Linked DNA regions of Mus musculus: region 2 is linked to region 1. Evidence: chromatin loops called from intact Hi-C (ENCODE). Cell type or tissue: heart. All regions are shown on one strand. Each heading gives the region's core, and the rest is flanking DNA. Links, peaks and the distances in the headings are about the cores only.

Region 1 (5,373 bases), core at 115-5,114:
ACCCAACTGCAAGAAGCCCCAGTGTGAGAGAGGCTGTTTTCTTCCCAAACCTCTGTCTCTGTTTCTCCTCCTCAGCTGTTTCCGGGGATGAGAAGAAGAGAGAAAAAAAGCTCTAGAGTATACCTTTCAGACCCATAACACAAACAGAGGAACCTAGAGGTTGTGAGTGGAAAGGACACCCTGATAGTTGCCATGACAACACCTCTATTCCCTGCCCTAGCTGCTACGTGCAGCCTGACATGTGTACTCTTCAGGTCTCTTGGAAGGCGCTGCTGCCTCTCACTTGCCCAGGGTTTGCAAGTGAGAAGCTAATCCAGGGATTCAGACAAGGACATCCAAAAGCAATTGTGGGACCTTACATCATCTGGGGCTGGAGGCTCCCTCCGGTCTGTGGACCCTCAAGGAGAGGCCTCTGCATTCTCCTCCCACTTCAGGGCCAGGCTTTTGGAAAGGGCTTGGACTCCAGAGTGACTCAATACAGGAAGTTGTCTCTCAGGCTCCTAGAAGCTTGTCTGTGGGAGGAAGTGAAAGGAGCAGAACCTGGTGCTGGGGGGAGGGGGGCATTGTTGGGGGGGTGAGGAGAGGGGCTGAGGGATGGGGGGTGGGGGAGATAGAGAGGGGTGGGCCCTGGTTCTTCAGGTGGTTTCTGAGAACCCCTTCTTCATTTCTCTGAAACCTGTTGTCCACTGGTCTGCTGGGCCCCAAACTGTAAGCCATCAAGGTGTTTAAAAAGTGGTAAAATTGTTACCAGCACTCACTGATGTACCAAAGGACTAGAGTTCAGTTCCCAGCATCCACATCAGGTGGCTCACAAGCCCCTGTAAGGCCAGCTTCCAGCTTCCTTGGTCTCCACTGGCACCTGTATGCATGTGCACATACCCACATATATAATCCAAAATGATAGTAATCTGGTGTGTTTTATTTTGAGACAGGGTCTCTCTACGTAGTCCTGGCTGTCCTGAAGCTCCCTAGGTACACCAGGCTGGCATCTAACTCAAAGAGATCCTCCTGCCTCTGCCTCCTAAATGCTTGGGTTAAAGGTGTAAGTCACCACATTCAGCCTAAAAATAAATAAATTTTTAAAGTGAGAAAAGAAAAAAAGAAAGGAAGGAAGAGAGAGAGAGAGAAACGCTCCAGTCATTGGGCTGGCACTGCTCTTGCAGAGGACCTTGGTTTGATTCCAGAGCCATGTCAGATGGTCCACAGCAGCCTGTTACTCCAGTTCCTGTGGGACCCGTGTCTTTAGCCTTCATGACTACACATGCACACAGTTAAAATAAATGCTTTTTTAAAAACTGTGATCTCTTGAATCATCCTCCTTCCAACACCTCACACCCCTCCCCTACACTCACACATGCATGAATGCATGCACATGCATACAAGCGTGTATGCACACTCAGCCATGCACACACATGCATACATGCATGCATATTCTGTGGCACCAGCTGACCAAGAGTGGAATTGCTGAAAGCAACAGGAAAAGGAAGGGCTCCGTGCAATCTGGCCTTCACATCCTGGAGCGTAGTTTTAACCCTCCATCCTTATGCCTGTGGATACCTAGCGAGGACACAGAGCACCTACCCAGCGAGCATGCACTAGGTACTTAGCCTGATCCCAGCAGAGAAAGGAAAAACAGAAATCCCAATAGCCTCCTCTCCTTCTATCTGGACCTAAGGAGTGTTTCTTGGGAATGAGCAGATAAATAGACTTCTGATGCCTGCTGAGACAGGAGCCTACTGAGAGCATGCAGCAGCAAAGGACCCAGGTTTGGCTTGTTTTTGTGTCGCAGAGGCAACTGAGTGGCTTGCAAACTCTTCCTTGGGGATGAAGAGATGGCTCTGGGGTTAAAAGCATTCAAAGGAGCATGTGTGGAGTGTCTAGCATCTATGTCTGGTAACTCACCACTGCTGGTGACTGCAGTTGCAGGGCAATCTAGTACCTCAGGCTTTCCTGGGTAACTGTGTTCATGTGTTCCTGTGCTCGTGTGTGTGTGTGTGTGTGTGTGTGTGTGCTCGTGTGTGTGTGTGTGCGTGTGTGTGTGTGTGTGTGTGTGTGTGTGTGTGCGCGTGCATGTGCGTGCACACGCACATGTGTGCAATTGCCCCCAGCATGTACACACACACACACATACATATACACACACACTCAAAAATAATAAAAATTAAAATCTCAAAAACTAACAAAATCAAAGACATGCTTCTGGAGCTTCTCCTTAGAAATGCAGAGCAGAGCAGAGCAGAGCAGAGCAGAGAGCCCACAGCCCACGGTAGAGTGTGGTTTCCTGCCCGTGGGCATTGGGGGCTGGGGTGTCAGGAAGGAATCTTGGACCTAGAGATACCGTCTGGCAGCCCAACACATAACTGCTTAGCTGGGGACATGGTTTACCCTCTGACCTTCTCAGCTCACTGGTCTCTGCCCGCTGTCACTGTCTCTTGATTCTCTGCTCCGCGTCCCTCCTCTTTGCTAAAAACCTCTTGGAGGGACAGCTACAGTGTGGCGGGGAGGGAAGTCCCTGTGGGTGCTCATTTTGTAGCTTCACTCACCAGACGCTTGACTCTTAATCACTGTCCTTGGGCCCCTGAGCCATCACCGCCTCCTTCACTCCTACAGATACTTCATCTAATAATTTCTGAGGAAACAGAAGCCTTGAGGCAGACGCTCCAGCAACCTGCCCAGACTTCCTTTCTCTCCAGATACATCCTCTTAGAAGCCTCAACAGCTGAAAGGAAGGAGGCCTGTCTGTCTGTCAATGCCTCACTTCCCGGTCCTGCTTCGCTCCTTCCTTCTCCCCAGAGAGCCGGTCACAGCAACTTTTTCTTTGGCTGTTTCGTTGCTGTCATTGCTTAATCTCTAGTCACAAAAAGGGACGTACCCAGCCCTGTTCACAAACAAGCCAGCAGGACAGTAATAATAAAGCCATGACCCTCTGACCCCCAAAGAGATGCCACTTCCCTAATGATGCTTTATTAAAAGAAAGTCTAAGAAAACACACACAAAAAAGTCTTCTTTATATTTGGGCAACCTCCACCCCCAATTTGTTTCACTAGCATATTCAAACCAGCAGAGGTACTATGGACTATTTTAATAACTATTACAGATTGTGCATTAAAAGACGTTGGTTCCGGGTGTGGTAGAGCATATCTGTGATGCCAGCACTTAGGAGACAGAAGCAAGAAGATCTGGAGTTCAAGATTATCCTGAGCTGTAGAGAAACCTGGAGTTTGAGACCAGCCTAGGTGGGGTGAGTCACTGTCTCATAAACAGCAACAATGAAGCAAGAGATGGCTTAGCAGTTAAGAGTGTGCACTAATTTATAGGACCTGAGTTCGAGGCCAGCACTCATGTTGGGAAGCTCACAACTGCCTTTGACTCCAGGGACTCTGACATTCTCTTCTGGACTCCTCAAGCATCTGCATTCACAGGGGCACAAACCTGCAAATGCGCGCACACACAATTAGAAATGGAAAAGAGGGCCAGCATGGTGGTGCTTACCTTTAATCTGGAGACAGAAGCAGGCAGATCTGAATTCGAGGCCAGCCTGGTCTACAGAGTGAGTTCCAAGACAGCTTAGGCTACACAGAGAAACCCTGCCTCAGAAAACCTAAAAGAAATGCAAATAAAAATAGGGGCTGGTGACACTGTCCAGTGGTTAAAAGCACTTGCTGTTTTTATACAGGACAGAGGTTCAGTTCCCAATGTCTACACTTGGCAGCGCACAACAGCCTATAGCTCCAGCTCCAGGGGACAGGATTCCCACCTATGGCCTCCACGGGCACTGTACTCATGAGAGCATACCCACACAGAGACACATAAACATACAATTTTAAAACAAAATAAAACTTTAAAAAAAGGCAACCTTAAAACATCAAAGAACTTTTGTTTAAGTAAAAAAAGTACTATAAAACTAAGTCATTATTCAAATATTAAGCAAATAGTGTAAAGGAATACATTAAAATGTTAGTCTGGGGGCTGGTGAGATGGCTCAGTGGTTAAGAGCGCCAACTGCTCTTCCAAAGGTCCGAGTTCAAATCCCAGCAACCACATGGTGGCTCACAACCATCCGTAACGAAATCTGATGCCCTCTTCTGGAGTGTCTGAAGACAGCTACAGTGTATTTACATATAATAAATAAATGAATCTTTAAAAATAAAGTGTTAGTCTGGTTGTACTCATTCTGCTTGGAGGCGTGTTTGTTTGTTTCTTGTTTTTTGTTTTTTGTTTTTTTTTCTTTAATTTATCTATTTTGGGGTCTGGCGAGGTGGGTCAGAGGCACTCTTACAAGGCACTAGGTTTGGATTCCAGCACCCACATGGTGGCTCATAACCATCTCAAACTCCAGTCCGAGGAATCTTTTTGAGTTCTAGCCTAGGGCAGCAAAGAGATCATAATCCACTTCCTGGAAGATACTTTCTGTTTTTAATTATGTGTATGTGAGTCTTCAGGGATCTGATGCCCTTTCCTGGTCTCGGAGGACACCAGCTCTGTGCACGGTGCACATACATACATTCAGCCAAACACATGAAATACAAATAAATGAATCTTCTTTTAAAGTTTCTTTTTTAAAATGTTTATTTAAGAGTTCCTGCGTGTGTGTATGTACATCACATGTATGCCTGGTGCCCATGGAGAGCAGGAAAAGGGTAAGCCACCTGAGGTGGGTGCTGGTAACTGAATCTGCATCCTGGGCCAGAGCAGCAAGCATCCTTAACCACAGAGCATCTCTCCAGCACCAGCGTCATTCTTGCCAAATCGGTTCTGTCTTTCTCAGGATGCTTATGATGAGCTGCATCTTTTATGCTCAGGATGAAGGAAGTGGGGCTTTGCTCTGGACTCTGTCCTGCCCAGCATGGCCCCATAGGTTGTGTGAAAAACCCAATATCTATATCGCCTACATCATAGGCAGCTCTTGAGTGGTGGGGAGATGGTCTAGTATAAGGGCTTTGTCTCCCAGACACTGTGATGGTATTCTCTGGGCATTTCTGAGCCAGGTTACCACTCTTGCATTCAACCTGCATTCTGGTATGGCTTCCTCAGTCGGGTTATGAAAGTCTTATGGAAAAATCTGCAAACGCCTCCATTCTTTCATTCAACAACTACTGATTATTGTGCCCCAGGCCTTGCCACACTTTCCTAATGAATGAGTCTGGAAACAATATCAAGGACAGACCAATGTCAGGTTGACATACTTTAAAATCTCAGGCTGAATGGACACTGGTGATAGCCCCTAAAGACAAAAGTCTTGAATGCCCAGTTTTACTGTTGTTTAAAACAAACTCTAGATGCTTGTCTGGGACTTGAAGCCAAACCCTGTGGTGGAATTTTGAACAAGTTGTGTGCCTCTCACTTTGAATACCCACAGTTTATTTCAATTCC
Region 2 (5,373 bases), core at 99-5,098, 49 kb before region 1:
AATTAAAGCGAAGGGCCACGTCCCAAGATATTAGAGAAAAACCAACCGATAAACTCAAATCAGGTACCTCTCTCAAATCTGAGGTTCATCTGCCAGGGCCCTGGATACATCAAAAGCAACCGACCAACCTCTCCCACGCAGTCAGGACCAAGAGAAGAGGGGGGAGGGGGCTGGAACGTGGTCAAGGCACTTTCCCTAAAATTTGTTCCTGTGAGACACTGTAATTTCAAATGTGTAACTGAGCTCTAACACAAACCTCTGGACAGCACCCACCCTCGGCCCCTGCCCCATACTAGACCATTCCCTCTCCTAAATCCTGGACTAGGGTAGGAACCAATCCCGTAATCCTGGGTATTTTAGAAACTCAATTCTCCTGGGAGTTAGAGCGCTCCGGGCCTGGCTCCGGTCCACCCCCACCTCTCTAGCCCGAAGAGGAGAGTGAGGCTCCAAGCAGGGCCGGAGGCGCTTTCTTATGTAAATGGCGCGCCGAGAGAACTGGAGTTTGCCGGGAAGGCAGAGTGAGGTGGGCTCAGGAAGGTCAGAGCGACTAAAGGTTCATTTTCAGAAACCAAGAAAACAAAACAAAAACAAAAAAGAAAAAAAAGAACTCTGGGGATCGTGGGGTGGGAAGATGAGTCCATTCCGTGTAACTTTTAGTTCCAAATCAGAACATACTATCCAAAATCCGCCCTCAACTCGGCGGCCAGACACGGGGACGAGGCGGGGCGGTCCCCAGGAAGGTCTGCTGTGAGGGGGCGCCCCTTTCGAGCCTCAGTTCCGGGCAGTTCAGTTCCGGGGAGGGGGCGCGGCAGGCTAGTCTTTCTGCGCCCTTTCCCGCTCCTTCCTGGGTGGCTCTCTCCCCCACCCCACCCCCGATCCACCCCCAAGGAGCGCCACGAGGAACCGAAGGCCTCTTCAACACATCCTTAAATTCAAGAGGGCCGGGCCCCAGCTGCTACACGCTTCCACCCCGCCTCCTCCCCTAAGCAGGATTCTTCCCCACGTGCTCCTGCCGGAACTCGGGGCTGCAGAAGGGGGCTCCTCCCACGTGGGCGCAGCAGTCTCAGACTACGTGCAGGGCGGCCGTCCCATCAAGAAATTAGGGGCTCTAAGGGTGGGGAGGGTGCGCGCAGGTCCCGGGTAGGTGGGACTATCGATGGTGAGCGGTCGGGCCACGAGGGTGCCTAGCAGACGTGGCTTCTCGCGCGCAGGACTTTCCCAGCTACCCAGACTGGTTCCACGTCTCCAGCCCCGAAGGAGGAGGAAGCAGGTCCTCTGCGTGCTCCAGATTCCGGGAGAGCACGCAACTTGGTCCGAAGCGAGCCAGAAGCTCCCGCCCGTGCCGACTTACCTTCTGCACTTGGTTTTGGTTGAGCTCCGTGAATAAGCAGGCGATCATATGCGAGGCGATCATCTTGTTGCGGCGAGTCGGGGCCAAATAGAGAAACCGAGGCTCGAGCGCTACCGATGGAGCAGGCAGCGCTGTCCGACCGCTTTGAAACCAGGCCCGGGTGTCCGGCTGGGATCGAAGACTCCAGGAGCCACACAAAGAAGCTTAACCACGATGGCTCACCAGCTGAGGGCCTCAAGTTTCCAGAAACAGGGTTTTTTTTTTTCTTTTTTTCAATTTTTTTAATCACAACTACTAGAAGGTACCCTAAGTCTCACTCCTGCCGACCGGTCTAGCTGCTTAGCGTCCCGTCGCTAACTTCACTCACTGGGTCACTAAGGCTCAACTTCGGAAAAAAATGACAGTTCTGTTCCAATCCGGCGATCGCACCTATCAGAGTCACTGGCGTGATGCTCCTGCCCTCGGATCTCCAAAGCAGAACAACTCCGGGTAGCCTGTGGTGTCCTGAGACTCCAGCACTGGAGTTGGTGCAACAATGTGGCTTATTGAGGGGCTGCCGGCTCTTTGGGCCGCCCCGGACAGTGACGTGGATGTGCTCATTGGCTGCGGGAAGAGGGTGTGTGCGCTCTTCGGCTGTCCGCCCGCGGTCCACAGCCAATCAGCGCCTAGAGCCCGCGGGCGCGGCTGCTCCAGCACCCAAGCAGGCGGCGGGAGAGACGCGCCCGAGGCTAGGGGCGGAGCTGGGCGCCAGAGTTGGGACGTGTGTTCCGTGGCTAGAGCTCGGGACTCCAGGGCGCATGAGCCACCGCCGCGTCAGGCTCAGCTTCGGGTGGGGGGCGCGTGATCGCGGACCCAAGAGATGTTGGGCGACTGGAAAGACAAGTGATCGTAGCAGCACACGCCATAATCTGGTATCTGGGGATCATGTGAGGGGCTGCCACTGCCCTGTGACAAGTCTGAAGCACCGTGATTCTCATCTTAATTGTAGCTCAACGAGTCAGCGGATCCCTGAAGCTAAGCCATTACAAAAGTCAGCCCTTCTTAATATCACACCAATATAGCATATGGATTTTACTAACCCCGTTTTACAGATTGGGGAACTAGGCACTGTGCTGTTAGTGAGTTTTGCCCAAGGTCACACCCCTAACAAATGGTAGATGAAGACAGGAACACATCTTACTCTGAAATGCAATTCCCCCACCCCCGGTATATTATCCAGCCTTTCTTGAAGCCAGCAAAGGCTGGAGAGAAACTTTGTTTGTAGCTGGGACTGATAGATGGGAGGAGAAAGGGCACCTGTAACAGCTTGATCCTAGGCTCAAGTGGTGTGAAATGGTTTATAGATGCTGAGAAGAGCCCGCCTCGACCTCAGCTCATGCCTGACACCAGACTCTAAGTTGACATTTATGAGTAGACGCCATCAATATTGAAATAGCACCTCAGATGACATGAAGTTGGTGCTGGTGGAGAATGGAAAGCCAGGAGTTTGAAAGTTACATGGAAGGAAGATAAAGCCTACCATTTCCAAATAATCTCACTCCCCAAGCCCTCTCTCCACCTCCGGAGTGGCATGTGCCACTACTGGGGATCTAACATGGGACTTTGTGCGTGCTAGAAAAGCACCCTGCCCACTGAGGTACACCCCAGCCCTAAAAAGGCTCTGCTCCACTTTCTATGATGTGGTTCATCTATTTCCTCTCTGGGTGATCCCTCTTAGCGCCATCGTCAGCAGTTACACCATCCGCACACAGGTAACTCACAAACCTAATCTACAAGCGAGGACTTTCCCCAGGGATTCTGGCTTTCTTAACCAGCTGTCATTTGTCATCCCTGTGGAGGTGACTAGTGTCTCACACTTAACATGTACTAGGCTGAACTTCCCAGGGTCACCCCCCCCCCTTTTACCAATTGTCTCCACAAATGACGTCACCATCCATGGTTTTCTCCCTGCTCTTACATCTATTCACACCATCAGTGAACAGTTAGTCTAACTTAGCAAATCAAAGAGGCCAGACCCTCATAGCCAGGCCACCGATGACTCCACCAGAGCCTGTGTAATTTCACTTAGCTGCTGTTTTTAGGTACCTCTAGCTTGACCACTGTGATCCCTCGTTCACTCAGGAGCTAAAGAGACTTGTTTAAAATACAAACCAGTGCTTCATGTAGTGGCACACACTCGTAGTTCCAGTGATTCAGAGGTGGAGGCAGAAGAGTCAGGAATTCAAAGCCAACTTGGATAGCTTGATAGATACGCTAGGTAGGTAGGTAGGTAGGTAGATAGATAGATAGATAGATAGATAGATAGATAGATAGATAGATAGATAGATAGATAAGAGATAAGATTAGATTGGTTGATAGATATATACCAGACTGTCTTGGGGTGGTGGTGTCTTAAAACCATTGTTTTTCTTCAACTAAAATCCAAACTCCTAAGAGTAACTATTAGAAATAATTTTTAAGGCTGGACATGGTGGCACATGCCTTTAATCACAGCACTTGGGAGGCAGAGGCAGGCATATCTTTGAGCTCCAGGCCAGCTTGGTTTACCAAGCAAGTAGACTTGGAAGAGATACTCAACGAAACCCTGTCAAGAAGAAGGAGGAGGAGGAGGAAGAGGGGAGGAAGAGGAGGAGGAGAAGGAGAAGAAGGAAGAAGAAGGAGAAGAAGAAGAAGAAGAAGAAGAAGAAGAAGAAGAAGAAGAAGAAGAAGAAGAAGAAGAAGAAGAAGAAGAAGTAGTAGTTGTTTTAGAGCCAGGCAACAGCACTTTGTGAGTTCAAGGCTGCAAGCATGGTCAACAAATTCCAGGACAGCCAGTGCTACACAGAGAGACCCTGTCTTGGAAAAACAAAAAAACAAAAACAAAATTGAAAACAAAACAACAACAAAAACAAACAAACAAAAATGTTTCTGCCTCAGCCCCCACACCCAGGCGGTGGGATCTAAGGTATGTGCCACCACACCCGGCTCATTTTCTAAGGGTTATCGTCCTTCTGTCCTACCTGACTGAACAAGAGTCTACATCTACATTGTTCCCTTCTATTTGCAGAGCCTCAGGTGGAGGCACTCTATCACATGGTAGGCATTTACTGTGTGAGTTAGTAGATGATTTAGCAATGACTCTTATGTCACATATGATTATAGGACACCAAAGAGAGACTTTCATTTTCTATATTAGTTCTCAAGTCCTTTCCACTGGTCTGTCCTCACAGCTCACCAGGATCTTTAACCCAGTTGCAGCAGCTTCATAACCCAGCTTTCCTCTCTTGATGCAGATAAACCAGAGGTGTCTGATACAGACTCTGAGATGCTTAAAGCAGAGACTGAATCCTCATCTGATGTGTTTCTGTAGGACAGAAGCTGCCTTCCACATGAATGGGAGGAAAGGATCAGGCCAGGGGAAGAAGAGACAGGAACTCCCAGATAAGATAAAGAAAGGGGCGAGACTAGCGTGAAGCAGGGAGTCTGATTAAGGCTTTAGGTGTTCAGAAGTCTGAGGCAGAATTGATGGCATAGGTTAAAGATAAGCAGCAAAGACAAAAAAAAAAAAAAAAGACCTATTTCCTAGACACACTTTGGGTGCTGGCAGGATGGCTCAGTGGGTAAAGGCGCTTGTTGCTAAACCTTGACTACTTGAGTTTGATCCCTAAGACCCATTTGGTCAAAGGAGAGAATCAACTCAGGAAAATTGCCTTCTGACTTTCACACACATACCATGGCATGCATACACCTACACGCATAGGCACATATGTAATAAAAATATTTTAGAGACACTTAAAAACCAATAGTTAAATCAGTATATAAAATCATTTACCTCAGACGTCTAGGATCAAAATCAGTGGGCGCCGGTCAGCTGTGATCTCCTCCCTGTGGGCTAGTTGTATTCCTTTGTTTATTTTGAGACAGGGTCTCATGTGGCCCAAGATGGCCTCTAGCTAACCATGCAGCCAAGGACCATCTTAAGCTTCCCATCCTCCTGCCTCCCCCTCCCCAGCTCTGAGGTTACAGGCACTGACCACCTCATC

What was found. Hi-C counts contacts between places; a loop is a spot of excess contacts. Peaks named below come from ENCODE experiments on the same cell type or tissue, not always from the same donor. Only the 100,000 strongest peaks of a DNase experiment are listed, where the experiment ranks them.
Region 2: a loop joins it to region 1, with 2.5 times the contacts of the local background. A loop is called at or near these places in 1 of 42 quality-filtered maps.

What each region holds. Positions count from the first base shown.
Region 1 is chr6:82,821,705-82,827,077 of GRCm38, forward strand. No RefSeq gene overlaps it. Among named protein-coding and RNA genes, the nearest start is that of Gm32591, 6.9 kb to the right of the region's middle. In heart, for the core only: no CTCF peak of the experiment used is centred there; a DNase peak (open chromatin) is centred at 2,727; H3K4me3 peaks cover 301 bases; H3K27ac peaks cover 2,890 bases.
Region 2 is chr6:82,772,567-82,777,939 of GRCm38, forward strand. Hk2 (hexokinase 2) reads right to left here and starts at 1,888. Exons shown (of 18, transcript NM_013820.3): 1 at 1,352-1,888. The coding sequence starts at 1,414. In heart, for the core only: no CTCF peak of the experiment used is centred there; DNase peaks (open chromatin) are centred at 385, 1,035 and 1,985; H3K4me3 peaks cover 2,686 bases; H3K27ac peaks cover 2,974 bases.